Regions from separate parts of the Homo sapiens genome. Here regions 2 and 3 are each linked to region 1. The links are chromatin loops, found by intact Hi-C in ENCODE. Cell type or tissue: OCI-LY7. All regions are shown on one strand. Region 1 holds the start of LOC124903822 (a long non-coding RNA gene). Region 2 overlaps GNB1 (G protein subunit beta 1). Region 3 holds the start of CDK11A (cyclin dependent kinase 11A).

The links. Hi-C counts contacts between places; a loop is a spot of excess contacts. Peaks named below come from ENCODE experiments on the same cell type or tissue, not always from the same donor. Only the 100,000 strongest peaks of a DNase experiment are listed, where the experiment ranks them.
Region 2: it touches region 1 in a loop (2.9-fold over the local background); 13 of 110 quality-filtered maps call a loop at or near these places.
Region 3: a loop joins it to region 1, with 7 times the contacts of the local background. A loop is called at or near these places in 5 of 110 quality-filtered maps.

What each region holds. Positions count from the first base shown.
Region 1 is chr1:1,901,547-1,909,546 of GRCh38, reverse strand. LOC124903822 (a long non-coding RNA gene) reads left to right here and starts at 421. Exons shown (of 2, transcript XR_007065353.1): 1 at 421-2,320; 2 at 3,280-3,545. RefSeq lists enhancers at 1-91, 1,802-1,951 and silencers at 55-104, 125-944. In OCI-LY7, CTCF peaks have their summits at 430 (motif pointing right), 2,943 and 3,146 (motif pointing right); DNase peaks (open chromatin) are centred at 316, 1,946 and 3,116; H3K4me3 peaks cover 1,365 bases; H3K27ac peaks cover 2,946 bases.
Region 2 is chr1:1,830,472-1,838,471 of GRCh38, reverse strand. All of the region lies in intron 2 of GNB1 (G protein subunit beta 1), which reads left to right. Among named protein-coding and RNA genes, the nearest start is that of NADK, 56 kb to the right of the region's middle. In OCI-LY7, no CTCF peak of the experiment used is centred here; DNase peaks (open chromatin) are centred at 2,831, 3,201, 4,271 and 4,791; H3K4me3 peaks cover 3,524 bases; H3K27ac peaks cover 6,318 bases.
Region 3 is chr1:1,720,349-1,728,348 of GRCh38, reverse strand. It overlaps CDK11A (cyclin dependent kinase 11A), which reads left to right and starts at 3,992. Exons shown (of 20, transcript NM_024011.4): 1 at 3,992-4,091; 2 at 5,518-5,641; 3 at 6,638-6,753. The coding sequence starts at 5,531. It also overlaps the pseudogene SLC35E2A. RefSeq lists enhancers at 3,060-3,899, 3,880-4,109. In OCI-LY7, CTCF peaks have their summits at 3,552 and 3,778; a DNase peak (open chromatin) is centred at 3,918; H3K4me3 peaks cover 1,251 bases; H3K27ac peaks cover 1,354 bases.

The DNA of each region.
Region 1 (8,000 bases):
GCTAATTTTTGTACTTTCGGTAGAGACGGGGTTTCGCCATGTTGGCCAGGCTGGTCTCCAACTCCTGACCTCAGGTGATCCGCCCGCCTCGGCCTCCCAAAGTGCTGGGATTACAGGCGTGAGCCACCGCGCGCGGCCGTCTCTCGCTTCTTGCTTGACGTTCACGTGGCACAGCCTGTGGGAGCCGGTGCTCGCCACCGCCGTGCGTCCTAGCGGCGGCGGGGAAAGGCGGGGGAGCCCGGATCACCCGGCCCCGCCCCGTCACCCGGCCACGCCCCGTCATCCGGCCACGCCCCGTCACTTCCCCCCCCCCCCCCACGGCCCGCCTTGACGCCCGCCCCACCCTGTCTCGGCCCCGCCCCACCTGGAAGCCCCGCCCCGCGTCGGAAGCTCCGCGCTTTCCCACCAGACGGCGCTCGCAGGCCGCGCGGACTCGGGGCGGTCCCGGGGCCTGGGCGTCTGGCGTCACCCCGCTTGGAGTGGGAGCTGGGCCGGCCGGGGTCGCCGTCCGAGGCCGGTCGTGGGGATTTCGAGCACTGCGAACACGGCGCCGTCCGCGCCGCCCTCCGTCCTCGGTCACACACGGCCCTGTGAGTTTCCCTTCCGGACTCCCACCGTCGCCGGGAACGAACGGAGGCGCCGGCTGCGGCCCCGCAGGGTGCCCCGACCGCGGCTCCCGAGAGGCCCCTCGCCAGCAGCCGCCCGCGCCGCGGAGGGCTCGGCCCGACTCCCTGCTCCACCTCGGGGCGCAGTGGCAGCCAGGTTCCGGGGCTCCTCCGTCCGCGTCCTCTTCAGCCTCGTTCGAATGTGACAGCAGCTGGGTCATGTTGTCCAAACGTACCAGGAGCCCCAGATCCTCCCTGCAGCGCGTGCCCCAGCGCGCCCGGTGGCCCAGGAGCCCCTGCACCCCCGCAGCCGTCCTGTCCCGCCTCCTTCCAGCTCCCAAAAGGGACCGCAGATGGGGACTGCCGGAGTCCGGGCCTGGGGCAACACCCAGCCTGAGACGGGCAGGCCCTGGGCTCGGGCGGGCATGGATCTGGCCTCAGCAGGGCCCCAGGAGTCAGGTTGACTCAGCCCCTCACTCCTGCCACCCTCTGCAGTGATGGGGGGCTTCCTCCCCATGGTCACTCCCAGAGGTCCCAGCTCGGTGCCCAATCAAGGCCTGACCCCGTGGTCCCCAGGGGCTGCTGGAGAGGCCGCAGGGCAGGAGAGACAGACCCTTAGAAGTATGATGGGGGCCGGGCCCTAGGTAGCTCACACATGTAATCCCAACATTTTGGGAGGCAGAGGCAGGCGGATCACTTGAGGTCAGGAGTTTAAGACCAGCCTGGCCAACATGGCGAACTCCCCACCCACAACTCTACAAAAAAATACAAAAATTAGCCGGGCGTGGTGGCACATGCCTGTAATCCCAGTAACTTGGGAAACTGAGGAAGGAGAATTGCTTGTGATTGAGAGGCGAGGTTGCAGTGAGCCCATGTCGCGCTCGCCACTGCACTCTAGCCTGAGCAACATAGGGAGACCATCTCAAAAAAAAGGCCGGGCGCGGTGGCTCACGCCTGTAATCCCAGCACTTTGGGAGGCCAAGGTGGGCGGATCATGAGGTCAGGACATCGAGACCATCCTGTGAATGGTGAAACCCCGTCTCTACTAAAAATACAAAAAAATTAGCCGGGCATAGTGGCGGGTGCCTGCAGTCCCAGCTACTCGGGAGGCTGAGGCGGGAGAATGGCGTGAACCCGGGAGGCGGAGCTTGGAGTGAGCCGAGATCGCGCCACTGCACTCCAGCCTGGGCGACAGGGCAAGACTCCGTCTCAAAAAACAAAAAAAAGTCTGGTGGACAGGCTGGGCCTACCCCCAGGGGACCCCAGGGCAAGCCTGGGCAGAGCTCCAGGAGGCGTGCAGCAGCGCCCAGCCAGTCTCAGATGTGCGTCAGCCACAGGCTCCAGGGGCCACGTGCCTGGCCACACCTGCTGGTTTCCAAAACACCCAGCACCTGCAGGCCCAGCCTCCCCAGGAGGGGCAGCACCCCTGCTTGAGGACTCCTGGTTCCACCCAAATCCCTGCTGCTTGGGGTCCTCTTCCACCCCTGGGCAGCCCCCATGCCCTCAGGCCTCCCAGACCACCACCTTGGCCTGTGCCCCCTCCAGGACCTCACTGGTCCCCATGCCGTACCCCACCCCTTATTGCCTCCTCCAAGCAAACCTTGCATCAGCTCCCAGGAGACACACGCTGGAGCATGCTGGAGCCTCAGGACAGCATTCTAGACAAACAGCCTCAGGCCCCAGGGGCAGTCCCAGGAGAAGGCCGTGGCTTTGGGGTGAGTCCTGCCTAGGAGTCAAGGGGCTGAGACCCTGGGGGTTCTGCATGGAGCCCTGGGCCTGGATGGCCCTGCTGAAGGGCCACAGCTGCCCCCTCCTGCCCCAGGGCATGTGCTGTGGTGCCTGCCTCCACTTCAGAAGATGTCGGGGCTGCACTTGGGTCCCAGTCATGAGTCCCAGGGACTCCACTGCCCTGATGGGCTGGGCTGACATTGTACATTCTGGACTCCCTGAGGCCAAGGCCTGTTATCTCCAAGCCTTGAAGATGGGAACTAGTGGAGCCCAGGCCTGGGGGCAACACCCAGTCTGAGAGGGGCAGGCCTGCCTCTCACGCCTACCCCCAGAGAGCTTCAGCCACTCCCAAGGGCTGGCCAAGCTGGCCTGGGTGGACACTGCCCATCTTCCCCACGCCCAGGCCAGCACTCCCAGGAGTCCCTCCTGCAGGGATATTGGCAGCTCCAGGACAGTCCTCAGCTACACATGTCCCCACCATGTGCCCTGCCAGCCTGTGGCTCTGCAGGCCCCTGAGACACCCTCCCCATGCCTGCTTCTCCACCCAAACATTTAGAAGCATCTCATGCTAAAAAGGTCCAAAAAGCAGCCCATGCTCTCCCACCTCCGCTGTAACGGCTCTGCTGCCCCGTTGCTTACAACACCCAGGTGTCAGCCTCGACTCCCCCACTGCCCTCGACCCTGTGCCACCAGCAAATCTGTCACTCAGGAATACTCAGCCCTGCCCAACCTTCACAGCCCATCTGCACTCCTCTCTGGTCACCCTGGCCCTACGGGACGTTCTCCTCTCAGCCGCCAGAGGGGGTCATGTCCCTGCTCAGAGCCCCGCTGCTTCCCATCACGCTGTCGCCTGCCCTTGGTGAGCTGACCCCACTGGTCAGCGTGTTAGGCTGGAAGGACTAAGACACCACACTGTGGCCTGTGCTCAGAATTTATCTTTTTTCAGAAAACAGGTGATGAATGCTAATGGCCTTTTTGGCAAGAATGGAAAAGCTGATCCTCAAATTCATGTGGAATTGCAAGGGCCCTGAATAATCAGAACAATCTTGAAAACAAAGAACAAGGCCAGGCACGGTGGATCACTCTTGTCATCCCACCACAGTGAGAGGTTGAAGTGGGAGGATCTCTTGAGCCCAGGAGTTCGAGACCAGCCTGGGCACCATAGGGATACCCTCTGTCTACAAACAAAACATTAAAAAAAAATTAGCTGGGCATGGCCGGGCGCAGTGGCTCATGCCTGTAATCCCAGCACTTTGGGAGGCCGAGGCGGGCAGATCACGACGTCAGGAGATCGAGACCATCCTGGCTAACACTGTGAAACCCTGTCTCTACTAAAAAATACAAAAAAAATTAGGCAGGCATGGTGGCAGACGCCTGTAGTCCCAGCTACTCGGGAGGCTGAGGCAGGAGAATAGCGTGAACCTGGGAGGCGGAGTTTGCAGTGAGCCGAGATCGTGCCATTGCACTCCAGCCTGGGTAACAGAGTGAGACTCTGTCTCAAAAAAAAAAAAAAAAATAGCCAGGCGTGGTGGCGGGCGCCTGTAGTCCCAGCTACTGGGGAGGCTGAGGCAGGAGGATGGCGTGAACCTGGGAGTTGGAGCATGCAGTGAGCTGAGATCATGCCACTGCACTCCAGCCTGGGTGACAGAGCGAGACTCTGTCTCAAAAAAAAAAAAAAAATTAGCCGGGCATGGTGGCACCTGCCTGTGATCCCAGCTACTTGGGAGTTTACTTGGGCCTGGGAGGTAGAAGCTGCACTGAGCCGTGATGGTGCCATTGCACCCCAGCCTGAGTGACAGAGTGAGACCCTGTCTCAAAAAATAAAAATAAAGGCCGGATGCAGTGGCTTCTGCCTATAATAGCAGCGCTTTGGGAGGCTGAGACGGGTAGATCACCTGAGGTCAGGAGTTTGAGACCAGCTTGGCCAACATGGCGAAACCCCATCTCTACTAAAAATAAAAATTATGCGCATGTGGTGGTGCACACCTGTAATCCCAACTATTCGGGAGGCTGGGACAGGAGAATTGCTTGAACCTGGGAGGCGGAGGTTGCAGTGAGCTAGTATCATGTCACTGCACTCCAACCTGGGCAACAAAGCAAGACTCTGTCTCAAAAAAATCAAAAAAAGTTACCATATTACCCAGCAACTCTGGTCCTAGGTATATGTCCCAAAGAATTTAAAACAGATGTTCAAACAAAAGAATGTGTGTGGCCAAGCACAGTGGCTCACGCCTGCAATCCCAGCATTTTGGGACGCTGAGGGGGGGCAGATCACCTGAGGTCAGGAGTTCAAGACCAGCCTGGCCAACATGGTGAAACCCCATCTCTACTAAAAGTGCAAAAATTAGCCAGGCATGGTGGGCACGCCTGTATTCCCAACTACTCAGGAGGCTGAGGCAGGAGAATCGCTTGAACCCGGAAGGCGGAGGTTGCAGTGAGCCAATATCACACCACTGCACTCCAGCCTGGGCGATGGAGTGAGACTCTGTCTTGGGAAAAAAAGGAATGTGTATAACAGCATTGTTTATAATAGCTAAAGGACCACCCTGGGCAATAGGATGGGACCCCATCTCTACAAAAAAAATTTGTTTTAATTAGCCAGGCATGGTGGCAGGCACCTCTATTCCCAGCTACTTGGGAGGCCAAGGCAGGAGGATCACTTGAGCCAAGGAGGTTGAGGCTGCAGCAAGCCATGATTGCATCACTGCACTCCAACCCCACCACAGAGCGAGACCCTGTCTCTAATTATTTATTTATTTTATATTATTTATTTATTTATTTATTTATTTTGAGACCGGGTTTCATTCTTGTTGCCCAGGCTGGAGTGTAATGGCGCGGTCTCAGCTCACTGCAACTTCTGCCTCCTAGGTTCAAGTGATTCTGTTGTGTCAGCCTCCTAAGTAGCTGGGATTATAGGTGTGTGCCACCATGCGTGGCTAATTTTTTGTGTTTGTAGCTCTGTCGTCAGGCTGCAGTGCAGTGGCGCAGTCTCAGCTCACTGTAACCTCCGCCTCCCAGGTTTGAGTGATTCTCCTGCCTCAGCCTCCCGAGTAGCTGGGATTACAGGCGCGTGCCACCATGCCCGGCTAATATTTGTATTTTCAGTAGAGGCAGGGTTCTGCCATGTTGGCCAGGCTGGTCTTGAATTCCTGACTTCAGGGGATCTGTCCGCCTCGGCCTCCCAAAGTGCTGGGATTACAGGCGTGAGTCACCGCACCTGGCCCCCATTTTTGTATTTTTAGTAGAGGCAGGGTTTCGCCATGTTGGCCAGGCTGGTCTCAAACTCCTGACCTCAGGTGATCCACCCGCCTCGGCCTCCCAAAGTGCTGGGATTACAACTATTGAGCCCCTGTGCTTGGCCTCTGTCTCTATTTAAGAAAAAAAAAAAAAAAAGCCGGTCAGGCACAGTGGCTCACACCTGTAATCCCAGCACTTTGGGAGGCTGAGGCAGGCAGATCACAAGGTCAGGAGATCAAGACCATCCTGGCTAACACGGTGAAACCCTGTCTCTACTAAGAAATACAAAAAAATTAGCCAGGCATGATGGCGGGCGCCTGTAGTCCCAGCTACTCAGGAGGCTGAGGCAGGAGAATGGCGTGAACCCGGGAGGCGAAGCTTGCAGTGAACCAAGATCGCGCCACTGCACTCCAGGCTGGGCGACAGCGCGAGACTCTGGCTCAAAAAAAAAAAAAAAAAAAAAGCCAAAAGGTGGAAACAACCCAAATATCCATTCATGAATGTATGGGTAAAATGTGGTATATCCATAAAGTGGAATATTATTCAGCCGTAAAGAGGAAGGAAGTACGGAGACATGCTGTGATGCAGATGAACCTGGAGACCTATGCTTGGTGGAAGAAGCCAGACATGAAGGGTCACAGGCTGTGTGTTCCACTGGCAGGAGGCATCTACGACAGCCAGATTCACAAAAGAAGGTGGAACCGAGGTTACCAGGACCAGGGGGGTGGAGGAGGGTGGTGTGGCTGTTTAATGGGCATGGGGTTTTCTTGGAGGCAGTGAAGTGTTCTGATGCAGGGGTGCTGACGGCTACGCAGCACTGGGAATGTGCTAAATGCCACACATTGTACACTCGAAAATGGTTACAGCACACCCGGTGCAGTGGCGTGCACCTGTAGTCGGAGCTGCTAGGGAGGCCCAGGAGTTTGAGTCCAGCATGGGCAACGTAGTGAGATCCCCCATACCAAGAAAAGAAAAAAAATAGGCCGAGCATGGTGGCTCACGCCTGTAATCCCAGCACTTTGGGAGGCCAAGGCGGGCGGATCACAAGGTCAAGAGATTGAGACCATCCTGGCCAACATGGTGAAACCCCATCTCTATTAAAAGCATAAAAATTAGCTGGGTATGGTGGCAGGCGCCTGTAGTCCCAGCTACTTGGGAGGCTGAGGCAGAAGAATCGCTTGAACCCGGGAGGCAGAGGTTGCAGTGAGCCGAGATCACGCCATTGCACTCCAGCCTGGGCGACAGAGCAAGACGCCATCTCAAAAAAATAAAAATTTAAAAATAAATAAATAAAAATAAAAAATAGTTAAAATGATAAATTTTATGTGTATTTTATCACTTTTTTTTTTTTTTGAGACAGAGTCTCGCTCTGTCGCCCAAGCTAGAGTGCAGTGGCGTGATCTCAGCTCACTGCAAGCTCCGTCTCCCGGGTTCACGCCATTCTCCTGCCTCAGCCTCCCAAGCAGCTGGGACTACAGGTGCCCGCCACCATGCCCGGCTAATTTTTTTGTATTTTTAGTAGAGACAGGGTTTCACCGTGTTAGGCAGGATGGTCTCGATCTCCTGACCTTGTGATCTGGCCGCCTCGGCCTTCCAAAGTGCTGGGATTACAGGCGTGAGCCACCGCCCCCAGGCTTTACCACTTTTTTTTTTTTTTTACAGTAGCTCATGAGGCAGAACCCAACAAAGGGGAGCCAGCAAGTCACCAAGGGCGTGGGGCGTGTGGAGGAAGTCCCTTGTGGAGACCTCTGGGCCCTGAGCTGGGTGGGGGGTGGGGACAGCAGGTGGGACCCTGGCACCCAGAGAGAAAGATAGAGTCCCTGACCTCTTCACAGGGCGGGGCAGTGTGGTGGGGTCTTCTGTTGGAGAGGACGGCCCCCCGAGGCACTGTTGTGACCCGTGCAGCCCGGTGTGGCGTGGCGAAGAGCTCCGCCCAGTGAGCAGCTGCACTGTGGGAGTGCAGCTCCAGCCTGGGAGGACCCCTGGCCCTTCCCCTCTAGGTGCCTCTCTATCCTGAGAGAGCCTTGACCAGGTCCCCTGCTTCCAGGGAAGGCTACTCATGGCCACCCACTGCTGGAAAGGGCCCTGCTGGCATCTGCCTGTCAGTGACCTCCAGCTGCTTCTTTGGGACAGAAGGGCAGCTCCAGGGCAGGCAGGTTGGACTCTGGGTCCATCTCTGGGCTGCCCCTTACCTGGCAGGGCCCAAGAGGGCAGTGGGCAGGGGGCTCGGGAAGGCTCTGCCCTCCGCAGCCCCTTAGCTGGGCACCTCTAGGGGCCTCGCAGTCAGGAAAACCTTGGTGGCTGGACCAGCCACCCACCAGCTGAGGCCACAGGTGCGAACTGTTTCCCCGACAGGTGTAGGAGGAGCCCCGTCCGGGGTGCCGCCCCTGGGAAGATGAATCTCCTGAGCTGCCTGAGCTTCTTCCTCAA
Region 2 (8,000 bases), 71 kb after region 1:
CTCCGTCTCAAAAAAAAAAAAAGAAAAGAAAAAAAAGTAAGGTGAACATGATTCAGGAAAACAAAACAAAACAAAAACCTTTTTGTTTGAATAAAGTGGGAATAATGAAGCCATGTTCGTAGTGAGTGAGTCTGGGTGAGGAGGGTACATGGTTTCTTTGTATTATTCTTGCAACTCTTTGAAGTTTGAAATAATTTTAAATTAAAAAGCAAAATTAAATTGAATAGCAATTAGGGGCTGGAACAATTGGATATTCTTTTTTTTCTTTTGAGACAGAGTCTTGCTCTGTTGCCCAGGCCGAAGTGCAGTGGTGCAATCTCAGCTCTCTGCAACCTCCCCCTCCCAGGTTCAAGCCATTCTCCTGTCTCAGCCTCCCAATTAGCTGGGATTACAGGCGCTCACCACCACACCCAGCTAATTTTTGTATTTTTAGTAGAGACGGGGTTTCACCATGTTGGTCAGGCTGGTCTCGAACTCCTGACCTCAGGTGATCCACCCGCCTTGGCCTCCCAAAGCTGTGGGATTACAGGCGTGAGCCACCACGCCTGGTTAGTCAATTGGATATTCTTACGCAAAAGGAGAACTTGACATCATGTACAGAAATTAACTCAGGCCAGGCAAGGTGGCTCACCTGTAATCCCAGCATTTTGGGAGGCCAAGGTGGGCAGATCATCAGGTCTGGAGATCGAGACCATCCTGGCCAACATGGTGAAACCCCGTCTCTACGAAAATACAAAGGAAAAGATTTAGCCACGTGTGGTGGCACGCCCCTGTAGTCCAGCTACTCAGGAGGTTGAGGCAGGGGAATCGCTTGAACCCAGGAGGCAGAGGTTGCAGTGAGCTGAGATTGCACCGTTGTGCTCCAGCCTGGTGACAGAGTGAGACTCCGTGTCAAAAAAACAAAAACAAAAACAAAAAGGCCAGGCATGGTGGCTCACGCCTGTAATCCCAGCACTTTGGGAGGCCAAGGAGGGTGGATCACGAGGTCAAGAGATCGAGACCATCCTGGCTAACACGATGAAACCCCGTCTCTACTGAAAATACAAAAAATTAGCCAGGCGTGGTGATGGGCACCTGAAGTCCCAGCTACTCAGGAGGCCAAGGCAGGAGAATGGCATGAACCCAGGAGGCGGAGCTTGCAGTGAGCCAAGATCACGCTACTGCACTCCAGCCTGGGTGACAGAGTGAGACTCCGTCTCAAAAAAAAAAAAAAAAATTAACTCAATGGATCATATACCTAAATATAAAACGTAAAATTAGAAAAAATGAGATTTTGAATTAAGCAAACAGTTTTTAGATGTGAGATCAAAGATAGAATGCGTAAAAGAAAACATTTATAAATTGAATTTGTTCAAAATTTAAAACTTCTGCTCCTTAGAAAAAACAGAGAACGAAAGACAAACCATAGTCTGGCAGAAAATATTAGCAAATGTCTTTTAGATGACTTGTATCCAGAATAGGTAAGAACTCTCAAAACTCAATTTTGGCTAGGTACTATGGCTAACACCTGTAATCCCAGCACTTTGGGAGGAGGATTGCTTGAAGCCAGTTGTTCGATACCATCCTGGGCAATAAAGTGAGACCCCTGTCTCTTCAAAAAAAAAAAAAAAAAAAAGTTAGCAGTCGGGCACGGTGGCTCACACCTGTAATCCCAGCACTTTGGGAGGCCCAGGCAGGCGGATCACCTGAGGTTGGGAGTTCGAGAACAACCTGGCCAACATGGGGAAACCCCATCTCTACTAAAAATACAAAAATTAGCTAGGTGTAGTGGCTTATGCCTATAATCCCGGCCATTTGGGAGACTGAGACACAAGAATCACTTGAACCTGGGAGGTGGAGGTTGCAGTGAGTCCAGGTTGTGCAACTGCACTCCAGCCTGGGTGATAAAGCGAGACTGTCTCCAAAAAAAAAATTTAGCCAGGCATCGTGTTGTGTGTCTGTAGTACCAGCTACTTGGGAGGCTGAGGTGGGAGAATCACTTGAGCCCGGGATGTTGAGGCTGCAGTGAGTCACGATCACACCACTGTACTCCAGCCTGGACAACAGAGCGAGACCCTGTGTCAAAAAAAAAAAAAAAAAAAAAAGCAATATTAAGAAAACAGGTAACCCAATAAAAAAGAGGCAAGTGACTTGAACAGACACTTTACCAGAAACTGTATAGACAGCAATTGAGTGCCTCAGAAGCTCAGCAGTCAGCGAGATGCAGATGGAGACTACAGCCCACGCCCCCATTAGAATGGCTGTGACACCCACCCAGCGTTGTTGGGCGTGAGGAGCCGGGACTCTCCACATTGCTTATAGGATGTTGGGAATGTGACCCAGCATAACCATTTTGAAAAGAGTTGGTTTTTTTTGTTTTTTGAGTTTGTTTTTTGTTTTTTTGAAATAGGGTCTCACTCTGTCTCTTAGACTGGAGTACAATGGTGTGATCATAGCTGACTGCATCCATGACCTCCTGGGCTCAAGTGATCCTCTGGCCTCAGCTTCCTAAGTAGTTGGGACTATAGGCACGCACTACCATGTCTGGCTTTTTTTTTTTTTTTTTTTTTCTTTTTTTAATTCTTGTAAGACGGGGTCTCAGTATGTTGCCCAGGCTGGTCTTCAATTCCTGGGCTCAAGTGATCCTCCTGCCTTGCCTCGGAAAGTGCTCAGATTATAGTCATGAGTCACTGCACCTGGCCTGGCATTTTCTTGGAATGTTCAACACACACCTGTAGTATGATCCAGCCATTCCACCGCTAGGAATCTGCCCAAGAGAAGTGAAAGCAGATGTTCTCATAAAGACTTGTACATGTAACAACATGCACAGATTTCAAAGTATCACATCTATCTGATTAACTCCACTGTTACACTGGTTGCCACTGCTACATATATTTTTGATTTCTGCAAAAGGGCCTACTGCACTGACTGGATGGAAAGTGTGGCAGGTGAGGCAGGAGGTAGTTTTCTGGACATTACTTAAAACTTTCAGGGCAACAGTTTTACACCTGCTTTCATAGCAAGTCATATTTAGTAAGCATTTACTGTGTCAGTCATGGTTCTAAGGGGCTTGCATGGATTCTAATGGAATTGTCATAGCATGAGCTGTGGGGACTATTACTGTCCCCACTTTCAGACAAAAAAATGTAGGCAGAGAGAAGTTAGGAAACCTACTGGAGGCCACCTGGTGAGAAGAGATAGAGTCTGGGTTAGAACCTGGGGCTTCCAACTTTCCTGCCATGAAGCGTCACTCTGCTTCCAGCCAGGGCTGTCAGACATCATTGGTCCTGCTTAAGTGGGCTGGACCTGCAAATGCCAATAAAAACACGGAAGTTTTTCTAGGAACAGAATTCTAACCCCCACCGCCCATTTGCTGTTGGGAAAGCACATAGTATTCATTGTAGTTTGCAGCAGTAAATGTAAAAACAAAGATTATTTTTATATACTGGAGTGCAGATGGCATGGCACACAGCAGTCTTTCCCTAAACCTAAGGATTTCCAGGCCCCTTATAAAAGGTGCTTGGAGGCCGGGTGCAGTGGCTCACGCCTGTAATCCCAGCACTTTGGGAGGCTGAGGTGGGCGGATCATGAAGTCAGGAGATCAAGACCATCCTGGCTAACACGGTGAAACCCCGTCTCTAATAAAAATTTAAAAAATTAGCAGGGCATAGTGGCAGGCGCCTGTAGTCCTGGCTACTTGGGAGGCTGAGGCAGGAGAATGGCATGAACCCGGGAGGCGGAGGTTGCACTGAGCCGAGATCGCACCACTGCACTCCAGCCTGGGCAACAGAGTGAGACTCCATCTCAAAAAAAAAAAAAAAAAAAGTGCTTGGAGTTTAGCCTCCTCTGTTGTGTGCGCTGCATGATTGTTAGTTTCTCACCACCTTTCCCTGTTAGACCCGTCTTCTGGATGGATGCCATTCATTTCATGAGACTCCATCAGTTACATATAAAGTTTGGCTTTGAAATGATCAAAGTGGGACTTCCAATTTGGCCTCAACATGTTTGAAGATGTGTATCTATTGAATGATTTCCAATTGTCCTAGTATGTGCTAGATTTTGTGCTCCGCCCTAAAAGCAAAAAGAGGCCATAGGCTAACAGGGTTAGAAAAGGGAGAGCAGAATGGGAGATCAGATGTTTTTTGTGATGCATGAGAAATAATAAGGCTTCGGGAGAGTCAGTAGCCACTTCTGGGATTTCAGAGTTCCAAGGGTCAGAGGTAAGCTCTTAGCAGCTGTGCCTCACTGGCTCACCCCTGGCTGTTAGACCCCTCCCTGGAGAATTGCCTTCTGAGGGCTTTGTGACCGCACACCATAGTTCCTGCCCTTCCCCCAGTTGCCAGCGTCTAATGGGTGAGTGAGCTCACTTGTGACTGGGACATGAAGGAGATGATTCTGGGGAGTCTCTTCACTTAGTCCAGAAATCCTCCCTCCATTGTTTGCTTTCTCTCCTTTTTCCCTTGAAGTTTATTTGTTAAAGACAGACTAACCGACCTGCCTGGTCGTCTGTCCTGGAGTGTTTCCCAGGCCATTGTGTAGTACCGTTGCCTCTGTGGGGTCATTGAACATGTTTCCCTGTCTTCTAGTTCTAGAGCTTTGGTCACATTCACTTTTTCGTTAAGATTACTTTATAGGCACAGGCAAAATCCTAAGGTAAGATTTTTAAAATTGTTACCATTGCAAAAAATAGCACCTCAAACAAGAACAGTTGTGTTATTTTTGCCCATCTGCCTGCTGCTCAAATGTTGGCCCATTAGCAAGGTCATGTCTAACAGCCATGCAAAGCAGCATCCTCCCTGCCCTCGTTGGCACACTTCACCCGTTCGCAGTGACTGTGTACGCTCCCAGCCTCTGTAACTCCACGTGATTTACCTGTTTGTCTTCTGTCTCCCTCAAACTAGAATCCAGCCTGGTTCATGCTGCTCAGCACCATGCTGAGGCTCTACAGTGCCTGTTGTGTTGGAGGGAGGGTCTGCGCATGCGTTGCTCTGCAGCTGCGTTAGTGGTCGTGTCCTTTATCAGTTGCGGTGGTCCCCTGCTCCCCTTATTCCTCACAGTATTGTTAGGAGCGGTGCGTAAGGGAAGCAGGGCCTGAGGACTTTTTCCGTTGCCCTTTGAATTCCCACAGTCTTAGTTTTGGAGATTGACCTGGACTTGGGAATGAAAGAAAAATGGAAAAGTGAGTGAAATTGGTTTAAATTCCTCATGCAAACTCCTCTCTTTCAAAATGCTGCTTCGTCTTGGAGGTGAGCTGTGATCCTTGTGTGTTTGGTCAAGTTAGCAAATTTCCTGCCCCGGTGTAAGACACTGGGGCCGGTTTGGACTTCGGAAGTTGTCCAAACCATCCAGAGATGCAGCCATCCAGTGCTGCACAGGAGGCTCAGGGGTGTGCGGCTAGCTGGTGACCAGGTGACTCAGGACTGCCCTGTTGCTGCTTGGTGGTGGGACCACATGTGTGCACTTTGGTGAGCATGGTGCCTGTTGTCCTTGAGATTGTTAGTCAAAGGTACACGTCATAGTTTAATCACTGTGAGACTGACAGAGCACTTTCAGATTGGTTGTCTGATTTAATTTTCATTTTAGCTCTGTGATATAGATAACACCATTCCCATTTTGAATTAAGCAGATTAGAGTAAAAAACAATTTAGTGAAAGCATTATTCTTTGTATGTTGCAGAACCAGAACTTGAAATTATTTTTCAATATCTGTACCCTATTTTGTCATTGGCAAACTTGCAGCCTGAATGTTGTTATTGGTGACTGTGTAATATGGGGTCCTGAGGGCACCGCTGAGGTGCCCCTCCTAGACTCTCAGGGGTCTGGATGAGAGGCCTGGGCTGCTGCATTGCCATGAAGGGTAGAGGCACTACACGGAGCACATTGCATTGCAAATATGAAATATTCTGACTTTAAAAATCTTGCTAACACTTGACTCACAAAGATGTTGTTCTAAAGTAGGGGCAGATCCCTTCACCTGCTTGCTTTTAAGTTATTCAAATCTCTCTCAAAAGGATTTCCAAAACTCAGATTCTGAATAAAAGCCAATGGCAGATATGGGTCATCAGGAAGACTAGACATGAGGCCTTAGCAGAGCCTGTCTTAGTGGATTAGACGGGCGGGCTCTTGGAGTCAGCACAGCCAGAGCTTAGCCGTGACGTCGGCACCGGAGGAGAGGAGCCCAGGCCAGGGAAACCTGGTGGTGGGTGTTCTGGAAGGTCTGGGGGACTGAGGGAAGCGAAGAGAAAAGCAAGAGCAATTAAATGTGAGTAAGACTTTTAAAATTTACATTTATTCTTTAATTTTCAAAGGAAGCTGCATCAATATTACGTTTAGTAGAAAAACGTGACTAATAGTTATAATAAAAATGCTATTCTATCTTTCTTTAAAGTGAGTATATTTTTCTTTTTTCTTTTCTTTTTTTTTTTTTTTTGAGACAAGGTCTCACTCCATGTGCTCAGGCTAGAGTGTAGTGGAACAGTCATGGCTCACTGTAGCCTCAATTTCCCAGGCTCAAGTGGATTCTCCCACTTCAGCCTCCCAAGTAGCTGGGACTACAGGCGTGTGCCACTGCGCCAGCTAATTTTTGCATTTTTAGTAGAGACCAGGTTTTTGCCATGTTGTTGCCCAGCCTGGTCTTGAACTCCTGAGCTCAAGCCATCTGCCAGCCTCAGCCTCCCAAAGTGCTGGGACTACAGGCATGAGCCACCGCGCCCAGACCTATTTTAATTATAATAAAGCAGCTACAATTACTACATGTGACCGGGTGCGTGTAATCCCAGTACTTTGGGAGGCTGAGGCAGGCAGATGACTTGAGGTCAGGAGTTCAAGACCAGCCTGGCCAACATGGCGAAACCCTGTCTCTACTAAAAATACAAAAATTAGCCAGGTGTGGTGGTGCATGCCTGTAATCCCAGCTACTTGGGAAGCTGAGGAAGGAGAATCGCTTGAACTCAGGAGGTGGAGGTTGCAGTGAGCCGAGATCGCGCCATTGCACTCCATCCAGCCTGGGCCTCAGAGCTAGACTCAGTCTCAAATAAAATAACTATATGCAAATTTATATTATTTTTGACTTAGTATATAGTAAGCGTTTTCCCAAATTATTACTGTCTTCCTTATTGTTCTTAGCAATATGTTACAGTTATTCCAGTAACTATTTAGAGACAGGATCTTGCTCTGTTGCCCAGATTGGAGTGCAGTGGTGCTATCATAGCTCACTGCAGCCTTGAACTCCTGGACTCAAGCGATCCTCCCACCTCAGCCTCCCAAGTAGGTAGGACTACAGGCACGTTCCACGATACCCAGCGAATTGCATCAAGTAACTTTTTTTTTGAGATGGAGCCTCATTCTGTCACCCAGGCTGGAGTGCAGTGGCACGATCTCTGCTCACTGCAGCCTCCGCCTCCCAGGTTCAAGCCGTTCTCCCACCTAAGCCTCCCGAGTATGTGGGATTACAGGCACGCATCACCACACCTGGCTAATTTTTGTATTTTTTAGTAGAAACGGAGTTTCACCACGTTGGCCAGGCTGGTCTCGAACTCCTAACCTCAGGTGATCCACCTGCCTCAGCCTCTCAAAGTGCTGGGATTATAGGCTTGAGCCATTGCACCTGGCTGCATCAGGTAACTTTAAAAAGTTAACTTTAGGCTGGGTGTGGTGGCTCATGCAATAGATTAGAGTCTAGCGCTTTGGGAGGCCTTGGCAGGAGGATCACTTGAAGCCAAGAGTTTGAGACCAGCCCGGGCAACATAGCAAGGCCTCGTCTCTACCAAAAATTTCAAAAATAGCTGGGTGTGATGGGTGGAGTCTGCTTGTAGTCCTGGCTACTCTGGAGGCTAAGGTAGAAGGATGGCTTGAACTGCAGTGAGCTATGATCATGCCACTCACTCCACCCTGGGCAAGAGTGTGAGACCCTCACAGAAATTTTTTTTAAAAAATGTAACATTAAGGCTGGGCGCGGTGGCTCACTCTTGTAATCCCAGCACTTCGGGAGGCTGAGGCGGGCGGATCACGAGGTCAGGAGAT
Region 3 (8,000 bases), 180 kb after region 1:
CGCCGCGCTCCTGGGTGATCACTCAGACGGGTCAGTGGGAATAACGGGCCAACAAGACAGCTTTTTACATGTGTCCAAAGGATGGCCTTTCGAAGGCCTGGAAGTATTTCACTGTTGGAAGAAGTAAACAAGAATGACATTCCAGATGGAAATAGAATTCTCTCTCTTGCCTTTGACCAACATGGTACTAAGGGGTTTCTTCTTTCCCAATGTATGTACGTGCCCTGCTGGGGGCCTTACTTTATAGAATGAGAGCATCTGAGCTTCCCTAATGAATCTGGCTAGTTCTGTGTCTGGCTGAGGATACAGGAGTGGGACATCCACTCTCGGATCCCTCAGAGCACAGAAACCTTCAGCTTTGCTGTCTCTGAAGTATTTCCTCCAGTTTCCCTGCGGGCCCCTATGTTTGAGTTTGATGGCTGCTGGATCCTCACTCAACGAAAACTCGGTTGGAAACTGTTCCGCCTGGCAGTCCTTTTTTGTTGTTTTCCATCTCATTTCCCTTCCATCTGAAAGTGGCATTCAGCTGACTTGCTCATTTAGACTGTTCACGGAGTCTGAATCTGCCAACGTGGTGTTGGAGGCTCCACCTTGAAAAGGGCCACAGTCAGGGCAACTTTCCCCATACAGGAAAACTTGAAAATTACATCAACAGTCTACGTCACAGCCAAATTATATTTCCTTTATACCAAACAAAACTATGGAGAACTAAAAGTACATCACACAAAACGTTTATAGTGTTTTGCATGTGACCTATTTCAGTATTTATATAACTAGATTAGTGCTTTCTAGCAAACGGTTCTGTTAATTAGCGAGTCACTGTTGATTCTGCTGTGGTGGTAAGTTGATACCGTGTAACTAATCCCGTGGATGCCTCCTGGTTATTTTTGTCCAAACGAAGCAGCCGTGGTAGTAGCTGTCTATGATTCTTGCTCAGCAAAGTAAAATAAATGTTAAATATGGACTGCTTTGTTTTCTTCCTTGTGGACCTCTGGTGTTCATGCTACTTTGTTCACCGGTGGGGCTGGCTATTGCTAGCAAAGAGGCTCTTCACAGAAGTGGCTGGACCCAAAGTTCTGGTTGGGAAAGGCCTTTGTGGCAGCTCCTATCAAGCGCAAGTGCGAGGCCACCCCCTCCTCGTGGGCTCTGGGGTCGATTTTGTTAGGGTTTGACATGAGTGGCTGCATTTGGGTACTCAACAGATTTCACAAAGGAAGGGTAAACTGGAGATTTTTGGCCGGGCACGGTGGCTCATGACTATAATTCCAGCACTTTGGGAGGCTGGTGGGCAGATACTTTAGGTCAGGAGTTCAAGACCAGCCTGGCCAACATGGCAAAACCCTGTCGCTACTAAAAATACAAAAGTTAGCCAGGTGTGGTGGCGCACGCCTATAATCCCAGCTACTCGGGAGGCTGAGGCAGGAGAATCACTTGTACCCAGGAGACGGAGGCTGCAGTTACCCAAAATTGTGCCACTGCACTCCAGTCTGGGTGACACAGCGAGACTTTCTCTCAAAACAGAAAAAAAAAGGTGCTGTGGCTCACGCCTGTAATCCCAACCCTTTGGGAGGCCAAGGCAGGCAGATCACAAGGTCATGAGATCAAGACCATCCTGGCTAACACAGTGAAACCCCGTCTCAACTAAAAACACAAAAAAATTAGCCGGGCGTAGTGGTGGGCGCCTGTAGTCCCAGCTACTCGGGAGGCTGAGGCAGGAGAATCACTTGAACCTGGGAGGTGGAAGCTGCAGTTACCCAAAATTGTGTCACTCTACTCCAGCCTGGGTGACACAGTGAGACTTATTTCTCAAAAAAAAGGGCAGGGTGCTGTGGCTCACGCCTGTAATCCCAGCACTTTGGGAGGCCAAGGCAGGCAGATCACGAGGTCACGAGATCAAGACCATCCTGGCTAACACAGTGAAACCCGGTCTCAACTAAAAATACAAAAAATTAGCCGGGCATGGTGGCCCAGCTACTCTGGAGCCTAAGATGGGAGAATGGAGTGGAGGCGGGAGAATGGCGTGAACCCAGGAGGCGGAGCTTGCAATGAGCGGAGATCCCGCCACTGCCCTCCAGCCTGGGCCAGAGCGAGTCTCCCTATCAGAAAAAATAAAAATAGCTAGGCGCAGTGGCTCACGCCTGTAATCCCAGCACTCTGGGAGGCCAAGGCGGGCGAATCACAAGGTAAGGAGATCGAGACCATCCTGGCGAACACAGTGAAACCCCGTCTCTACTAAAAAAAATACAAAAAATTAGCCAGGCGCGGTGGCGGGTGCCTGTAGTCCCAGCTACTCGGCAGGCTGAGGCTCGCAGGATAATGGCGTTGAACCCGGGAGGTGGGGCTTGCAGTGAGCCGAGATTGCGCCACTGCACTCCAGCCTGGGCGACAGAGCAAGACTCCGTCTCAAAAAAAAATAAAAATAAAAAAATAGGGAGATTTCCCCAGTTACCAAGAACTCAGGAAGCAACATTAAGAGCTTGGGGGAGGCCAGGCGCGGTGGCTCACGCCTGTAATCCCAGCACTTTGGGAGGCAGAGGCAGGCTGATCACGAGGTCAGGAGATTGAGACCATCCTGGCTAACACGGTAAAACCCCGTCTCTACCGAAAATAAAAAAAAAATTAGCCGGGCATGGTGGCAGGCGCCTGTAGTCACAGGTACTCAGGAGCCTAATGCGGGCGAATGGAGTGGAGGCGGGAGAATGGCGTGAATCCGGGTGGCGGAGCTTCCAGTGACCCGAGATCGCGCCACTGCACTCCAGCCTGGGCAACAGAGCGAGACTCCGTCTCAAAAAAATAAAAATAAAAAAAGAGCTTGGGTACACAAAGCAAGCAGCATTTCATTCCGGGATGAAAAGAATTCCGATACCCATCGCCCTTCTTGGGCCCTTGTCAGTTTCTTGCCACATCTTTCATTTTCCCATTTCAGGCCCAGTAAATGCGGATGTTTATCTTCCATTGTTTGTTTCCTGAGATTCAGATGTCTAAAGCATTTTTCTGTGACTTTTCAAGGCAAGAGGAAAACCTGACATATGGAAAGGGAATTAATTGCTCGTTTTATCCTCTTCTCCTGCAATGCTCTGAATCCATGGGTTTGGAGTGGGGCCCTGGGAGTTGGGGGAAGCACCATACCCAGTGAGTCTGCACTTTGAGGACCCACTGCCAGTGTCAGCTTCAAAATCACATTGTAAAAGGCCCGGCGCGGTGGCTCACGCCTGTAATCCCAGCACTTTAGGAGGACGAAGCAGGCGGATCACTTGAGGTCAGGAGTTCGAGACCAGCCTGGCCAATATGGCGAAACCTCGTCTCTACCAAAAATATAAAAATTAGCCGGGCGTGGTGGCGCGGGCCTGTGGTTCCAGCTACTCGGGAGGCTGAGGCAGGAAAATTCCTTGAACCCGGGAGGAGGCTGCAGTGAGCCAAGACCACGCCACTGCACTCCAACCTGGGCGGCAGAGCAAGGCTCCGACTCAAAAGTAAATACATGAATAAATAAAATAAAATCACATCGTAAGAGCTCTCCCTGCTTTGTTTCTGAGTAAGGTTCAGAGTTAAATTCCGAGATCGGCCTTTACAAGACACACAGACCTGAGGCGCCTCACGAGGTAACCAGCAGGTAAATGGAGCGCGCTCCACCCACCCGCCACTAGGGGTCCCAGCGGTCAAGGGGGTGGAATGCGGGCGTCCATCGCGAAGGCATTCTGCTCGCAAGCCTTGGCACAGGCGCGGGCTTCGCTACCGGAAAAGTCCCGGTAGGATTCCGGAAGCCGGCCACGCGTTCCGCGCAGGCGCAAACTGCTCCAAAAGTCGGCGTCGCTCTGCTCGGCGCCCCGGCCCGCGCCGAAGTCGGAAGTGCAGCTCACGGCGCAGTTTCTTTTGGAGTCCTGGACCTGAGCAAGCGCTGTTTTATGCGTCATCATCCCGCGCAGACACAGGAAGTGCCGCACAGAGCGAGCCCCTGTCGTCTTGAGTTCTGGGCCAGAGGTCGGCTATTATATCATCATTAGGCGTCAACACAGGAAGTGAGGATACTTCTGGCGAGCGCCGGTTGCTGTTTCTTCTCAGGCTCAGGGACCGGCCGCGGCCCCGTAGGGGTGAGTTCCGACTGGGCGGACCAGGTGTGGGAGCGCGACGAGAACTGCGCACCGAGGTCTTTCTTCCGAGCAGGCCTCGGAGCGGGGCGGACCCGGGCCCGGGGGCGAGCGACACCCTCGCTTCCGCGGACAGTCTCATCCCGCACGGAACTTTGGGTGGTGGAGGCGGCGGGTCCAAACGCTGTCTGGAGCCAACGTCTGCCAGGCTGAACCTCAAGTGTGCGGGACTGAACCCGAGGAAATAGCCCAGTGCCCGGGTCAGGTGGCCTTGTTCGCGAGCACATCTCGGAGCATCTCCCCGGTCTCAAGGTGCAGCTGTCCAGTGTGCTAGTGGCTTCACGTAGTCCAAGCGGTCTTTCTAGCAGATTCTGACAGTAAAAGCAGTGTTTGATGAGTGGCAGGTCCTGAGTTAAGAGCCTTTAAACGGATGATCTTTAATCCGCGATCGATACTATCACGTAGGTGTTGTTATTCTGGTTGTACGGAAGACTGAACTGAGGTGAATTACGTTACCCAAGACCATACAAGAATGACAGAAACGAGACTTGATTTCAAGCGGTCATTTTTCAGAACCCATCACTCTTTTTTGTCGCCCATGCTGCAGCGCAGTGGCTGTTCACAAGCGCACTTCAGCCTGGAACTCCTGGGCTCAATCGGTCTCCCATCTCAGCTTGCAGAGTATATGGGACTACAGGCGCTCGCCACCTTGCCTGGCTTACAACTTATCATTCTTGTTTTTTTTTTTTTTTTTTTTTTTTTTTTTTTTTTTGAGACGGGGTCTTGCTGGAGTGCAGTGACGCGACCTCGGCTCACCGGAACCTCCGCCTTTCGGATTCAAGCGATTCTGCTGCCTCGGCCTCCCGAGTAGCTGGGATTACAGGCACCCGCCACCACGCCCAGCTAAGTTTTGTATTTTTAGTGGAGACAGGGTTTTCGCCGTGTTGGCCAGGCTGGTCTTGACCTCCCGACCTTGTGATCCACCCGCCTCAGCCTAGAGCTTACCTTTTTTTTTTTTTTTTTTTAACCAAGTCTTACTTTGTTATCTAGGCTGGAGTGCAGTGGCGCAGTCTTGGCTCATTGCAGCCTTGACCTCTCTGATTCAAGTGATCCTCCTGCCTCTAGCAGCCTCCTTCCTGTAGCTAGGAATACAGGCACGCGCCACCACACTGGGCTAACTTTTGTATTTTTTGTAGAGACGAGGTTTTGCCATGTTGCCCGGGCTGGTGTTGAACTCCGGAACTCCAGCGATCTGCTCGCCTCGGCCTCCCAAAGTGCTAGGGTTACCGTCTTGAGCCACTGCGCCGGGCACAACTTCTTATTCTTAATGAGGATTTATTCTGAATCCCTCAAAAGTGACTAGGTTCAAGTGTTCAGCACCATAGCTTGCTGTGTCCTGATGTAGGCTGAATTATTTTTCTTTTTGCAGTGTTTTAACTCAAATGGGTGATGAAAAGGACTCTTGGAAAGTGAAAACTTTAGATGAAATTCTTCAGGAAAAGAAACGAAGGAAGGAACAAGAGGAGAAAGCAGAGATAAAACGCTTAAAAAATGTAAGCCATATTTTTTTAAGTAAGTGGTTTTCTTAAAGGAGATTTAATTTCTTTGCCCTCATTTTTCCATTAGAACAACGCTTCTTCGGTGAAGTTCTTTTGTACTTCCAAATGTCGCAGGTGAGCCCAAAATGTATTCTAATATTCAGTTGACATTAAAGGCAGATTTAACACACTAAAGCTGTGTCTAGATTGAGCATACATGGAGAATAAAATACGTTGAATGTTAAGTCATTAGCAAAACTGGACTAATTTTTCTCGGTTCATTATTAGTATATTCATAATACTATCTCTAAGTATTTTTAATATAGTGGGAACTTGCCTTGAAATTAATATAAATATTTTACGTCTTTCTTGGTTTGCATGGTAATGTACTCAGGAAACCTTTTTAGTAATTTGGTAAGAGGCATTGGCAAAGTACCTCTTTTGCTAAGATTTGTAGCATCATTTGGGATGTTAGTGAGTACAGGCATACCTTGCACTTCACTTTATTATGCTTCACAGATATTGAAATTTTTCCAAATTAAAGGTTTGTAGCAACTCTGCTTTGAGTATTTTTCCAATAGCATGTGCTCACTTTGTTAGCTTTTTTTTTGTTTTTGAGACGGAATCTCGCACTGTCGCCCAGGGCCAGGTTCACACCATTCTCCTACCTCAGCTTCCTGAGTAGCTGGGACTACAGGGGCTCACCAACATGCCAAGCTAATTTTTTGTATTTTTAGTAGAGATGGGGTCTCTCCGTGTTAGCCAGGATGGTCTTAATGTCCTGACCTCGTGATCCACCCGCCTCGGCCTCCCAAAGTGCTGGGATTAACAAGCGTGAGCCACTGCACCTGGCCAAAAATTCTTTATATTTTATAACACTGGCTCATTCAGAGTACATGTGAAAGTTTGTTTTGGGATGTTGCCCAGGTTTGATTATCATTAAAAATACTTTTATCTATGAAGAAAAAAAAACTTATAAAGAAAATGATTAACTTTCTCTTTGCTTCTTAGTCTGATGACCGGGATTCCAAGCGGGATTCCCTTGAGGAGGGGGAGCTGAGAGATCACTGCATGGAGATCACAATAAGGAACTCCCCGTATAGAAGAGAAGACTCAATGGAAGACAGGTGAGCGGATGTACAGATGTGCAAGACCCAACTGTACACAGCCCTGGCCTGGCCAGTCCTTCCTAGGGTCACTGTGACAACTGTGTGCTATTGTAACTATTAAGGTTTACTCTTTCCTAGAGTTACCGTGACAGGGCGTGTTGTAGCTGTTGTACTACTGAGATTACTCTTTCCTAAGGTTACCGTGACAGGGTGTGCTGTTGTAACTATTGAGGTTTACTCTTTCCTAGGGCTACTGTGACGGGGTGTGCTGTTTTAACTATTGAGGTTTACTCTTCCCTAGGGTTACGTGACGGGGTGTGCTATTGTAACTATTAAGGTTTACTCTTTCCTAGGGTTACTGTGACAGTGTGCTCAGTGTGCTGTTGTAAATACTGAAGTGTACTCTTTTTTTTTTTGAGACGGTGTCTCAAGAGTCTTGCTCACCCAGGCTGGAGTGCAGTGGCGCCATCTCGGCTCACTGCAAGCTCCGCCTCCCTGGTTCACACCATTCTCCTGCCTCAGCCTCCTGGCTAACACGGTGAAACCCCGTCTCTACTAAAAATACAAAAAATTAGCCAGGATGGTCTCGATCTTCTGACCTGGTGATCCGTCCACCTCGGCCTCCCAAAATGCTGGGATTACAGGTGCGAGCCACGACCTAGGATTACTGTGACAGGGCATGCTGTTACAACTATTGAGGTTTACTCTTTCCTAGGGTTACTGGTGAAAGCCTGTCTCTACTACAAATACAAAAATTAGCCTGGCATGGTGGTGTACACCTGTAGTCCCAGCTACTCAGGAGGCTGAGGCAGGAGAATTGCTTGAATGTGGGAGGCAAAGGTTGCAGTGAGCCAAGATTGTGCCTCTGTATTCTACCCTGGGGGACATAGCAAGATTCTGTCTGAAAAAAATAATAAGTCCGGGTGCGATGGCTCATGCCTGTAATCCCAGCACTTTGGGAGGCTGAGGCGGGTGGATCATGAGGTCATGAGTTTCAGATCAGCCTGACCAATATGGTGAAACCCCGTCTCTACTAAAAATATAAAAATTAGCTGGGTGTGGTAGCGCACGCCTGTACTCCCAGCTACTCCGGAGGCTGAGGCAGGAGAATTGCTCGAACCTGGGACAGGAGGCAGAGGTTGCAGTGAGCCAAGATTGCGCCGCTGGACTCCAGCCTGGGCAACAGAGCGAGACTCCATCTCAAAAAAATAAATACAGGCCGGGCGTGGCGGCTCACACCTGTAATCCCAGCACTTTGGGAGGCT